2 separate regions of the Homo sapiens genome follow, and region 1 is linked to region 2. The links are chromatin contacts, found by Hi-C in ENCODE. All regions are on one chromosome and are shown on one strand. Each heading gives the region's core, a stretch centred on a gene start or an enhancer-like site at or near the end of the contact. The rest is flanking DNA. Distances are from core to core; before and after follow the strand shown.

Region 1 (6,675 bases), core at 709-3,208, 370 kb after region 2:
AAACTGAGTCATGGAACCATTTAGGAACTCACCCAAGGCCCACAGCTGGTGCGTGGCAGAGACCACCTTCAAGCTCAGGATCTTGATTCTGGAGTCACAGTCTTAACCGCAACCCCTGGAACCACAGCCCAAACCCGCCAGCGAGCCACGGTTCACTCTCTTCACTTTCTTGTTTTTAGAAATGTTCCTGTAGAGCAGCCTCTAGTAACACCTCAGACAAATGAAATATCATTTCTACATCCCTGATCTCTCTCTCTTGTTAACGTATTGTGTAAATGGTGGAAAATGTGGTTTTTAAAGCACATTGAGGCTGGTAAAAGCTTCAAAGCCACCGCCTGCACTTACTCTTTAGACCACTAGATGTCAGTGTGATTGCTCTATGAAGCAGCCGTAACTTGGCAAGGTGCAGCATTGCACCAGAAATCAGCTGCTGCGAGCTTCCAAGCCTCTGGACTCCAGCAGAAGCTGGGGGGAATTTGAAGCCCAATGGTAGTAAACAAATAATGGACATGACAGTCAGGCAGTGTGGATTTCAACCTTTACAATAATTTCTCAAGGGAAATGGAAACCTTTTTAGCCTTTCCTTTTTGAAACGGATGGTCAACTTTTCCACGGGGTGCCTTAAGTGCACCATAACGCCTTTGATATTCAGGATCGCCTTTAATGGTACATCATAAAACATGTGGTTTTATTGGAAAGAGCACCCTTATCCTCCTCCCCCTCACCTATCACTTATGATTAATTTCTTAAGGTATCGGACTATTTGAAGTGTGTGTATCTCACATTGCATGGGGACGTTTTACTCTACCTAAAACCTCCGGTGGCATTCCCATAGCATGGGCAGAAAATCACAGCCACAACTTCACCCTTCCGGTGATAAGCCCATCTGTTTCCCACGCAGAATTATTTGTATTTAATGAAAAAATATTTAAAATGGTGAATATTAATTATTATTTTACATTAGTACTCAAAAAGTGTATATAGTTTTATCCCCTCAACAACTCCATGAGATGAGTTCTATTATTATCCCCATGTTTAGATGAGAAAACTGAGACACAGAGAGGTTAAGTGGCTCTCCCAAAGTCACACAGCTAATAGAAGGCAGAGTCAGAGGCCCATTTCTATTAATTACTTCCCTGCAAATCAAGTTAAATGGGGGGAAAAGACCTTGTGAATTTTTCAGAAGAATCAGCAATGTATACAAGACAGCCAAAGGCTCCGAGGAAAATTTGGAGTTGCTGGTTGCTTTGAAAGGCCTCCTTGGCTGATCTGCAGCTGTTTGTCATCATTTATCCAGTTTGCCAGGATTCCTTCTGAGAAGGCATAATTCATGGCAGTATAGTCCCTTTCTTTAGTCTATGTAGAAATCTCATGTGAATCCTCACCTCCTGCCAGGTTTGGAGGAAATTGAAAGTTACTCTTTCTCATCAAAAGGATGGACACATATTTGTTAGGAACCAGGATGAAATAAACCATCTGTGCCCAGCTCTGTTGGCAATAAAACCTTGTTTCTGGTTTCACTGCAAGACGTTATTTAACGCTAGTGGCACCAGAGGTTCCAACAAGAACACATGAGAGGCCTTATCCAGTTACGAAAGAGCAAGTGACAGACACGTTCCCGGCCACATTTTTATCTGCTTATCATCCTTTTGGCTACCATGAGGCTGAGTTTTAGTGTCTCCTGTTCATCTCTTTTGCTATTTTCCAACAGAACATGCGTTTCCTTCAGTTATTCAGCTAGCACAGTCTGTGCTGCCAGAATTTGGAAGTGGTGCTTTTTTCCTGCTATAAAAAATTACACATTTATTTGAAAGAAGAAACCTAGGCATAGCTGTTACCTGACTCCTGCAGAAGAAGGCGGAAGGATGGCCTCCTTTAGTGGATCTTCCTGGGCCAGGGTCTGGGCCCTACTCACTTCTAGCTGTCGCATCTGCTCTGCATGTGGAACTCAAGAACTGCGGAGCTTTCTGATGCCTGGCAGGGTTTTGTCCCGGTCAGTGGTTGAGTGAGCCACACCTCCCTCCCCTGACCAGGCAAACTTAGACAAGAAAAGTTCTATTATGCCCTCAGGATATTGAGTAATAAGGAGGAGAAAGGGGAACTTAAAAGTGTCTGTTCAGCCTGGATACTTCTGCTAACATTCCCACCAAGCATGTGATATTTAAAAGGGTAAAACCAAAACAAGATTCTCCTGCCTGCCACCATGTTTATTCAAGAGGAAGAAGCTGTAAGTTCTTTGGACCCATAATCTTTCCACACACCCAGGAGTGTCACCTGCAATGGGGGCCAAAGGGGGATGCTTACAATTAGAAAGGTCCACTGGAGCATGTGGAATATTTGGAAGCTAATTGCACCTGAGGTCAGGAGGTAAAGTGGTGTGCTTGACCATATCAACTGAAGAGTGGTCACTCATGTGTGGAAAGCCCACTAGACTCACTCTGTCGGCTCTCTGTTAGACTATTCTTGAGGCTGGAAGAAATGGAGTATTTAGATGATAATCCATGTGAAAAGACCACCAGTGGGGCTGAGTGTAGTGGGTCATGCCTGTAATCCCGGTACTTTGGAAGGCTGAGGCAGGAGGATTGCTTGAGACCAGGAGTTCAAGACCAGTCTTGACAACATGGTGAGACCCTGTCTCTACAAAAATAAAAAAAAAATTAGCCAAGTGTGATGGTGCATGCCTGTAGCCCCAGACATTTGGGAAGCTGAGGTGGGAGGATTTCTTGAGCACAGGAGTTCAAGGCTTCAGTGAGCTATGATTGCACCACCATTGCACTCCAGCCTGGGTAACAGAGCAAGATCCTGTCTGAAGGAAAAAAAAAAAAGAAGAAAGAAAGAAAGAAAAATAAAGAGAAGGAAAGAAAGAAAGAAACTCAAAAAAGAAAAGAGAAAAAAAGAAAAGAAAAGACAAGAAAAGAAAAGAAACCCCCCAAAACAGAGGCTACCATTGGGACTAAATGAGATTTTAACAAATTGTGATTGTGAAATTAACCTCCCCCACCTTCCTTCTACTCATTCATTCATAAACATCAAACACTTACTGTGTGGGTCAAGCACTGGCCAAGACTAGAAAGATGGAGAAGACAAGGATTTTCCACTCAGTGGCTTATAATCTTACAGACGTTATGCCAGAGATGGTCACTTTCCTCCCCGTATGATTTTCCCTTCTTATAGAGTAGTAGGGTCAGCAAACTATGGCCCGCATGCCAAATCTGGCCTGTGGAATGTTTTGTACAGACCTCAGGCTAAGAATTTACATTTTTTAAGAATTGTAAGAAAAGGGAGAAGAAGCAAAAGAAGACAATGATGGTAACAATGATGATGACAACAATGATGATGACATGGCTGAGACCGTATATGGCCTGAAATATTTACTATCTAGTCCTCTGCAGAAAAAGTTTGCCAAAAGTTTAGGATGCTTATTCTATCCTAAGAGATCTCTGGCTTTTTACCTGGCCCACAGCTACACAGGATAAGGCATTTTCTAGTCCCTCTTGACATTAGATTTGGCCATGTGGTTAAGTTTTAGTCAATGGGATCTATGCAGAAGGGATCTATGTAGCTTCTTGGTGTGTCCTAAAAGAGGGCCCCATCATGCTTTCCCCTCCCAGCTGGCTGGGATGCTGTGGGGGCCTGAGCTCTTCTGATCCAGTGATGACTAAGGTAATACTCTAGGCATGACAGAGCCAGGAGATAGAAGGACCTGGCCCCCAACACAGGAGACAACCCCATCTTCACTGGATTTTGCTAGATGGTTATAAAGAAGGGAACAGGAGGACAGACATTTAACTTTTAAAAATCAGTGTTATGTTGTGTCTCTTTTGCTGCAACCAAACATGTATTATAACCACTATAGAGATAGACACTGTATAACTAACCATGACACACTGTGATGAGTATTAAGCTCAAAGTATGAATAAAGGCATCTGGAAATACCCAGGAATATGTAATTCCTTCTGCATGGGGGCAGAAGAGTTGAGGAAGACTTTACCTAACATGGGACAGTTGATCTTGGGCCATGAAGGAAGCCTAACTGGAATTTGGGATTACTTGTTTTTCTTCTCCTCTCTGCCAACCTCTCTCAGATGGCCAAAACAAAATAAAATAATCCACTGGGTGAGGTGGCTCACGCCTATAATCCCAGCACTTTGGGAGGCCTAGGAGGGTAGGTCACCTGAGGTCAGGAGTTCGAGACTAGCTTGGCCAGCATGGTGAAACCCTGTTTCTACTAAAAAATCCAAAAATTAGCTGGGCGTGGTGGTGGTGCATACCTGTAATTCCAGCTACTCAGGAGGCTGAGGCAGGAGAATTGCTGGAACAAAGGAGGCGGAGGTTGCAGTGAGCTGAGATTGCACCATTGCACTCCAGCCCGGGCCAACAAGAGCAAGACTCTGTCTCAAAAATAAAATAAAATAAAATAAAGTAAAATAAAATAAAATAAAATAAAATGAAATAATCCTCCAAAAGCAAGCAACACGCCCTGTCTTCATGGAATGTACTGCCCCCTCTCCTTTTTCACCTGGCTAACTCCTGCTTATGCTCCAAAACCCAGTGTAGATATGATCTCCTTTTGAACTTTGTCCCACAAGACTGGGTAAGGCCTTCTGAGCTCTGGCGTCTTGTACTCTCTCTTAGTTGTTGGAGATATGTCTGTGTTTCTCACTAGATCATGAGTTCCTTAAGGGTTGGCGGTAACTGTGGCTTATTTGTCCTGGATTTCCAGCTTGTAGTACATTGCCAGGCATACAGAAGGCACTTTATAAACATTAATTAATGTATTAGAGGCCAAGGGCAGCTTCCTGGTTTGTGGGACTCTTGCTCTTTTTTAATGCATTTGTCCCACTAAAGGGAAGGTGAGCCCAGCAATTTATATCTCTCAGCCTCTGTGTCCTAAAAGTATATACATTTTTAAAAGTTTGCTTTCCAAAAAGGCAGAAAAGAAATGTACACATTTAGAAAGTTTTAGTTTAAAAAACTGAAAGTTTCATTTGTTATGAATGGTCTCTATGCTTAGTAGTGTCTGAAAGGTTTGAAGATTTAATAAAAACAACTAAAATGCTATGAGGTGAGTTTAGTAACATGATGGTATGTTTCCGAAATAAGCGGAAGTATAGATACTTGCTCAAATTTATCTTATTTTGAGCTTTTCTTATTATTACATAATAATAAACACCCATTTTTCTATTTTTATAAAATCTTTGCTCACAAAGGAAAATTTGTGCAGTAATATTATTTGATTACAACAAGATGATGATGCTGATAATTACATTTGATTCTCCCCTTGTCACTCTGTGTTATGTGTCTTATAATCAATAAAAGAGGGAGAGGAACAACAAACACTGAGGCCTGTTGGGGGAGGGCAATGGAGGGGAGAGCATCAGGAAAAATAGCTAATGCATGCCAGGCTTAATACCCAGGTGATGGGTTGATAAGTACAGCAAACCACCATGGCACACGTTAACCTATGTAACACACCTGCACATCCTGCACATGTACCCTGGAACTTAAAATAAAATAAAATAAAATTTAAAAATAAAAAATAAAAAAATAAAAGCAAAAGCATTGCTTTTCATGCAAACCTATTTTACTACATGCTTTGGCTACAGGCAACCAATTTTCTGAACTGGAGAATTAATGTAAGACTTTTAAGACACCGTATAGTAGTAGTATTTTCCCCTATCATTTAGAGGAAAATATAAAAATATGAGGAGCATATTTTCCTTTATGTATAGTCCTCCTTGAGATGGTGTTGACAGAAGGTGAAGTTGAAAAGAATTACTTGCATTATGTTTCTAAAGGAAACCAGTAATGTAATATTAAGTTATTATTTGAATATGAAGTTTTCATTATTTTTGTGGCTATTCACTAAAGGCCTTCATAAATTACAGGGAAACCTGAGCAATTAAATTTAAAAAAATCATTCAAATGCTTCTTAAATAAAGTTTTTGGTCTTAACATCTGCTACAGAATCAAGCTAACACCTCAGTGCTTCTGGATATTTATTAAATGTTTAGGGCTTCCATTCCCCCATGCAAGAGTAATTCTAAGCAAATGATGAATGTCTCAATGAGTAGCTCATTCTTTGTGGACGTAAAAACTAGGTTTCCACTTCTCTATCTGGTGCAGCTCTGTTGTGCAATACAAGGAGATAAAACCCTAGGTAAGAGAATTAGAGTGGGGGTGGGTGTAGTAGAGATGGAGAAGGTCAGCTTATTCTCAACTCACTACTCCCAGTATCAAATATCCATTTCAGATATAAGAATTTCTGTCTTTATACCCCAGCCCAAATTTTCTACTGTCCCTATCTCATCCCACACTCCCCTCTTCTCCAGGTGGAGAAACCCTATCCTGTGCTGTCTGCTCAGTATAATGATGACTTTGAGGTGTCAGCCTGTTCATGCCTATCACTTGTCAATGTGCTTGCTTCTCTGTCCTCTAAATTAAATACTGTACTTATTGTTGTACTTACTAGCAATTATATTTTTCCACAATTAAAAAAATGATGAAGTTAATATTCTCAAAGGAGTAAATAACACGAAACCGATGGCCATTCCAGCCATCTTTCAAGGAAAGGTGATCTGGTTCTGGTGGCCAAGCCAGCTCTGCTGTGCCAGATAAAAGCCTCCAGTGACTTACTCAGAAAACAAATCATGAATGTGTTTGAAAGTGAAATGA
Region 2 (7,027 bases), core at 3,893-6,392:
ATCCAGGGAGGTTCTCCTCATTGTCTGGTTTCTGATGACTTCTGGAAGAAGGTGTGAGCACAATTACAACATCTGGAAGAGGGTGGAATGTGCAAAATCCATCCATCAATCAATCAATCAATTTTCAGATAATATCTAGTTTAATCAAGGAATTCCTGTAGAATTATTGTGGATAATATTATTCATCACTTAAGAGATTTTGAAAGAAAAGCAATTCATCATTAAGTAATTATAGGGAATTCCTAAAATGATAAAATGAGAAAGTCCCACATAGTCTTCTTACGCTCAACATCTTGCTTTGTCATTGCAGTGCCACTTTTTTGGATATTTAGAAGTGTTAGATGTGTAACTGCACCAGACCAGTCTGGTTCAACTTTTTTTTTTTCTTCCAATTTTTATTTTAGGTTCAGGGGGTAGATGTGCAGGTTTGTTATGTGGGTAAGTTGTGTGTCAAGGAGGGGATTGGTGTACAGATTATTTCATTACCTAGGTAATAAGCATAGCACCTGATAGGTAGTTTTTCAATCCTCACCCTCCTCCCTCCAGTAGGCTTTGGTGTCTATTGTTCCATCTTTGTGTCCATGTGTATTCAATGTTTAGCTCCCACTAATAAGAATATGCAGTGTTTGGTTTTCTGTTCCTGTGTTAATTAGCTGGTTCAACTTTATGGTTCACCATTTATATAGCGAAGCTGTGAGTTGTTTTTTAGTTGCCATGGACCCCCAGGTTGAAGGTCATGTAACTTGAGGAGGCTCAGATGAACTAAGAATGCAACCATGGGCAGAACCTAAATGCTTGGATCACTAAATTAAGAAGTGGACACCACATGGCAGGATCCAGGATCCAATGAGATTGCGCCCTGGTGTCACCTCATGGCAGGATCTAGTCAGATGGTGCCTCCCAGCCTCACCTTATTGCAAGATGCAATCAGGTCATGCCTTGTTACCCTCTGGCTATAAAACCTGACCCAAGTGCCAGGTGGGGACACAGATTTGAGCCAGACCCGTGTCCTTGCTTGGTAGCCTTGCAATAAATTTTTCATGCTATGAAAACCGAGTGTTTTGGTGTTTGGCTTTCCATTGCACAGTGGGCAAATGGACCCAGTTCAGTTCAGTAACAGATGTCCTTTAATTAATCAAGCTTTATGATAAATTTCAGATTAAATTTTTTTTTGGAAGACCTGTTTAGCTTTCCACAAAATAATTATTTCCACAAAATAATTTTAATTTCCAATAACTTTTTTTTAGAAATAAGGCCAATATCACCACCAATAATAATCACAGAGGCACGCGTTAAGGCCTAAAAGTGAATCTTTAAGATGTCAATGTCAGCTGGGCACTGTGGCTCACATCTATAATCCCAGAAATCTGGGAGTCTGAGGTGGGTAAATCACTTGAGCCTAGGAGTTCGAGACCAGCCTGGAGAACATGGCAAAACCCTGTCTCTATAAAACATACAAAAATTAGCCAAGCATGGTGGCGCGTGCCTGTAGTCCCAGCTGCTTGGAGGACTGAGGTGGGAGGATTGCTTGAGCCCAGGAGGCGGAGGTTGCAGCGAGCCGAGACTGCACCACTGCATTCCAGCCTGGGTGACACAGACCCTGTCTCATTTAAAAAGAGTCAAATGTGATAATATGCCAACAAAACAGAATTCTACAGAACTTGTCGATGAGGGTAATTGTAAACCATTATCCACTGCTTAGGTGATGAAGTCACTTTCTTCACAAAATCCCCGATACCTTCAAATTCCATCAGTTGGTAACAAAATGCTGCCATCTTGTAATTATAGCTATTTACAGTAGTGGAATAAATAGAATCATAATTATATTTCACAATTTACATAGCTGATTTCATAGATGTATGTAAACATAGATATAGAGATATAGACAAATATAATGTTCCTGACAGTTATAGAACTATTTTTCCTCTGAGAAGTTAGATAGGTTGGCAATACATTCCACTAATCCCTCCTCCATAATAGTTATACATATGAGACTTTCTGATGGAAGATGGAAGATGAAAGAGGATGGATCGAGAATCATTCCCAGGGTTTTAACTTCAGTGTCCAGAGGACACTAAATGAAGGCTGGCCCATTAACTTAGTAAAGGTTAAAGGCTGGACCATTCACTTAGTATAATAAAATCAAGTGAGCATAACTGAAGTTTGAATTCGGGCATACTAATTTCAAAGTACTGTCTGGAGTGCAGATGAAATCATTGCAATGGAAAGGAAGAGCTGAGAGCCATCAAGGCACAAGTGATCATTGAAATCCTGGATGTGAATATGATTATTCAGGGGGCCCTGGGGCCCTGGGAAACACCAACATGTAGGGGGCAAGTGGAGAACAAGAAGTCCAAAAATATGAGGGAGGAGGAAGTCAGGGAAATGAAAGAAGAATGGAGAGAGTATTGCTACTGAAATCAAAAGGAAGAGAGAACGTCAAGAAAGAGTGTTTAATGGGCCGGGCGCGGTGGCTCACGCCTGTAATCCCAGCACTTTGGGAGGCCAAGGCAGGAGGATCACGAGGTCAGGAGATTGAGGCCACCCTGGCTAACACGGTGAAACCCAGTCTCTACTAAAAATACAAAAAAATTAGCTGGGCGTGGTAGCCGGCGCCTGTAGTTCCAGCTCCTCGGGAGGCTGAGGCAGAATGGTGTGAACCCAGGAGGCGGAGCATGCAGTGAGCTGAGATCGTGCCACTGCACTCCAGCCTGTGTGACAGAGCAAGACTCCGTCTCTAAATAAATAAATAAATAAATAAATTAAAAATAAAAACACACACACAAATAAAAAAATAAAAAGAGTGTTTAACGAAGCAGAATAATATGTGCCTTGGCCACACAATCTTATCAAAACTAAGCAAGGATGGATATTTTAGCTCTTAGCTTAATAAGCCATTGGTATTTTTCATCTTTTTCCTATTAGTTATTTTCAGGATAATTGTTTAAAACTAACTTATGGAACATAACCTATGTATCAGTTTCCTAAGGCTGCCATAACACATTACCACAAACTTGGTGGCTTAAAACAACAGAAATGTATTCTCAATCTGGAGGCCAGAAGTCTGAAATGAAGATGTTGGCAGGGCTAGCTTCTTCTTAGGGGTTCAAAGGGAGCCTGTTCCGTTCCTCTCTCCTAGCTTCTGGTGGTGGTCAGCAACCTTGCCATTCCTTGGCTTGAGTCAGCATAAGCAGGATCTGTCTCAGTGGTCACACAGTGTTCTTTCTGGGTGTCTGTGTCCAAATTCCCCCCTTTTCAGAAGTACAGCAGACACTGGATTAATCTTATATGACCTCAGGTTAACTTGATTAAAGCTGCAAAAACATTATTTCCAAATAAACTGATATTTGGAGGTTTTGGGTGGATCTGACTTTATGGACCCAGTGCACCCACTGTTAAGGGTATAATCGCGAATTTATATGGTGCTACTGCATCTAGATTCTAGAATAACGTATAAATTTAAGAAATTAGAATGGTGCAAAAACAGATAAATTATATGTGGGCACCAAATTTTTACACTTCAGTCTCCTTCAATTGCAATAGGAGCCCAAAATAAGCCTCACTTTTTAGAAATTCATACTGGGCTGAATATTTTTATTTGACATCTCATTTGCTAGAAGAGAGATCCCTTTTAACTGTTTCTATAAAGAATAATTTTTTTTCTCAGTAAAATATAAAATCATAAAGACTTTCCAACTCTTGGGCTTGGCAGTTTCCATAACCATGCAGATGGCTAAACTAATGGACTCTTTAAAACTCTTCAAGTAATGAGAGGTGTGGCAAAGGACCATACATTTATTGAGACAAAAATACATTTTATTATCATCAAATATTTACTATGCATCATGGTCTTTGTGGCCCCATTAGGTATTAAGTGTATTAGGGCCTTTAGGCCTTTGTTTTAGGAAAAATAAAAAAACAAAAGGACTCTCAGCTTTCCTTGGGATGACATTGGGGAGGAGCCAGATATGTGAACAAACACAAAAGTAACATTTTAAAATAATTCTGACATTATTTTGAGTCATCCAGTCAATTCAATATAGGATTCTAAGATATGTTTATGGTCGATACTTGTTGATCACTCTTGGTTCCCTCCCCCACCCCCCTCCTACAACCTTGCTTTTGTGATACTTTCCAGGGTCCCCAAACTCAAACCAAACTAGGCTCAGCTGATCTGGAGCAAGGCCCCTTGCCTGCTGATTTGTCAGGCATCCAGACAGGCGAGGCTATGGGAGCTCCCGGTCCGAGGCTGCCTCGGAAGGCTCCTGTTATCCTCTAAGAGAGGTGAAATGCACCTTTCAAAGGCCCAGACACGGTAAAGATTGGATGGCATTTTTGGCCGGGCGCAGTGGCTGACGCCTGTAATCCCAGCACTTTGGGAGGCTGAGGCGGGCGGATCACGAGGTCAGGAGATCGAGACCATCCTGGCTAACACGGTGAAACCCCGTCTCTACTAAACATAGAAAAATTAGCCAGGCGTGGTGGCGGTCGTCTGTAGTCCCAGCTACTAGGGAGGCTGAGGCAGGAGAATGGTGTGAACCCGGGAGGCGGAGCTTACAGTGAGCCGAGATCGCGCCACTGCACTCCAGCCTGGGTGACACAGTGAGATGCCGTCTCAAAAAAAAAAAAAAAAAAAGGTTGAAGATTGGATGGCATTTTTAAGGGGAAAAGTAAACCATGTGTAGCATGTCGTAGCATTGGGAAATAAAGGTTTCGGGACTGTTGTAGCCGAAGAAACTTTGTCGGACAGGGCGTTTCTGGATAGAACGCGAGTAGGGGAAAAATGGGGACCGTTTGATTCGGTTCAAACACGTTTTCGTTGCTCTGGACGCCAAATGGAAACACGGCCAAAATTTAGTTAAAGGACTTCTCTTGCCTGAAGATTTTCGGACGGGGATCTCACGGGTTTGGCCTCTGGGTTGGGATGACAAGTGCCCCTGTGGGATACACAGCCCCAGGCCTCATCGGTCACTCGGCTTACCTCTGGTTCCGCCGGCTGGCCCGTGCGTCCTTGGCCGGGGCAGGAGCAGCGCTGCGCGCGGGGCACGGAGCCTCGGCCGCCGAGTTTTCGGTTTCCAAGTTTCCTTCCCAGGCCTCTCCCACTTCCTCTTCTCACCAGTGCCCGCCCGCCCGCAAAGTCCGGGTTGTGAGGCTGCGCCTCCCCCAGGATCGCGGCCGCCTCCCCCCGGGACTGAAGGGAGGGAATTCCTGTGGGTCCCAGGAGTGCCAAGAGTGCGCAGCAAGACGGGAAATTGCAAAAGACCTCACCCCTCTGCCCTCCCCCGCGGTTTTCCAGTAACTCCCGCCCCTCCGCGCTTGCCCCGCAGCTGATTCATAGCCCCGGCCCGGGCCGCCTCTGCACGTCCGCCCCGGAGCCCGCACCCGCGCCCCACGCGCCGCCGAGGACTCGGCCCGGCTCGTGGAGCCCTTCGCCCGCGGCGTGAGTACCCCCGACCCGCCCGTCCCCGCTCTGCTCGCGCCCTGCCGCTGCGCCGCCCTCGGTGGCTTTTCCGACGGGCGAGCCCCGTGCTGTGCGGGAAAGAATCCGACAACTTCGCAGCCCATCCCGGCTGGACGCGACCGGGAGTGCAGCAGCCCGTTCCCCTCCTCGGTGCCGCCTCTGCCCAGCGTTTGCTTGGCTGGGCTACCACCTGCGCTCGGACGGCGCTCGGAGGGTCCTCGCCCCCGGCCTGCCTACCTGGTGGGTGAAAACTAAATGATTCATTCCTTACAGGCCGCACAGTGCCGAGTCGCCCATTTCTCAGACTGTTTGAAATTCACCATCCCAGCGCCTTTTTCTCAAATGATGGTGGAATGTTTGTTGAGTGGAAAATTCCCACTTGAATCCCTCTTTCCTCTCTCCCAACACATCGTGTGGAGGAGTTCATTGCTTCCCCTACCTCTCCTCTCGTAACCCTTGACTCCCACCTGAGAGAGCCATTTTTCTGGGAATCCGTGTATCTCTCCCACCTGGTCCCTAGCGTAGAAGCGGGAGGAGCTCAAGCACAGGTGGAGAGAGGAATCCCCGGGCGACTCTGCAATAGCGTCCGTCCGGGGCGCTTACCTTCTTCTCCAGCCACTTGAGTGGAAGTGGCCCTCTACATTCTGGAAACCTAGGCACGGAGGGGTTCAGTAACTTGTCCAAGGCCATATGGCTAGCTGTGAGGGCACTGAAATCCGAGCCCGGCTCTCGCAGGCCAGGGCTTTACCCCTGACACCGCGATTCCTTTCTCGATAGTTCTTCATCTGCCCTTCATCCACCTACCCATGCATGCCTGCATCCGTCCATCCATCCTGCCTGCCTTGCTGCGGGAGGCACAGTGCTAGGTGCTGCTGATGGAGTGGCTTGGTAACAGACCTGCCTTGAAAACACTTTGGGAACAAGATATTCAAGAGAAGTAAATGGAAGGGTCTATGAAGGCAGAGAAGATAGAATTGAATGTAGGATACTTAGTTTGAGCTAGAAGGAATTCTGATGGAGGAGAAAGAAATTTTTAGGTTTTATTCCCAAGATTAAAACTGACTTTGGAACATGGGTCAAACTACTTATCACCTCTTAGTTTCCTTGTCTGCAAATAATAATGGTTCATACTTACTGTGAACCAGCCCCTATTCTAAGCACTTGACATATGCTAGCTCATTTAAGCTTCACGGGTGAGGCGGGTACTAGTTTTTTATTATATTTTATTGAGGAAACTGAGGCCCAAAGAGGTTTTGTAACTTTTCTAGGGTTACACAGCTAGCAGGTGACAGTATCAGGATTTGGGTTTGGAGTCTGCTCATGATCACCGTGCTGTAGCTCAAACTCTAAGACTGGGTGGGGTGTTTCATTATGGTCTTGCTTTGTCTCTCTCCTGGGCTGCTTTAAAATGCACTCAGAGCCCTTGATGTCCCCAAACTCCGCTGTGTCTGAGAATCATTTCTTGAGCTTTCAAAGCATCAAACTCCAAACACAGCCTTCTATTCAGAATCTTCAGGAAATACTCAGTTTGTTTTCCCCGTAGCATTTGTTCAGTGCCTCCAGTGG

The links. A loop is a pair of places that touch in the nucleus more often than their neighbours do. Pooled maps may share reads with other maps.
Region 1: a loop to region 2 is called in a map of PC-9, with 2.4 times the contacts of the local background. The contact joins the promoter of FYB1 here to the promoter of OSMR-DT in region 2. A Hi-C loop is called at or near these places in 1 of 168 maps with a recorded cell type or tissue (PC-9) and 2 of 50 pooled maps.

What each region holds. Positions count from the first base shown.
Region 1 is chr5:39,217,605-39,224,279 of GRCh38, forward strand. FYB1 (FYN binding protein 1) reads right to left here and starts at 1,959. Exons shown (of 19, transcript NM_001465.6): 1 at 1,839-1,959. RefSeq lists an enhancer at 3,035-3,536.
Region 2 is chr5:38,840,687-38,847,713 of GRCh38, forward strand. It overlaps OSMR-DT (OSMR divergent transcript), which reads right to left and starts at 5,143. Exons shown (of 4, transcript NR_109951.1): 1 at 4,982-5,143. OSMR (oncostatin M receptor) reads left to right here and starts at 5,326. Exons shown (of 18, transcript NM_003999.3): 1 at 5,326-5,701.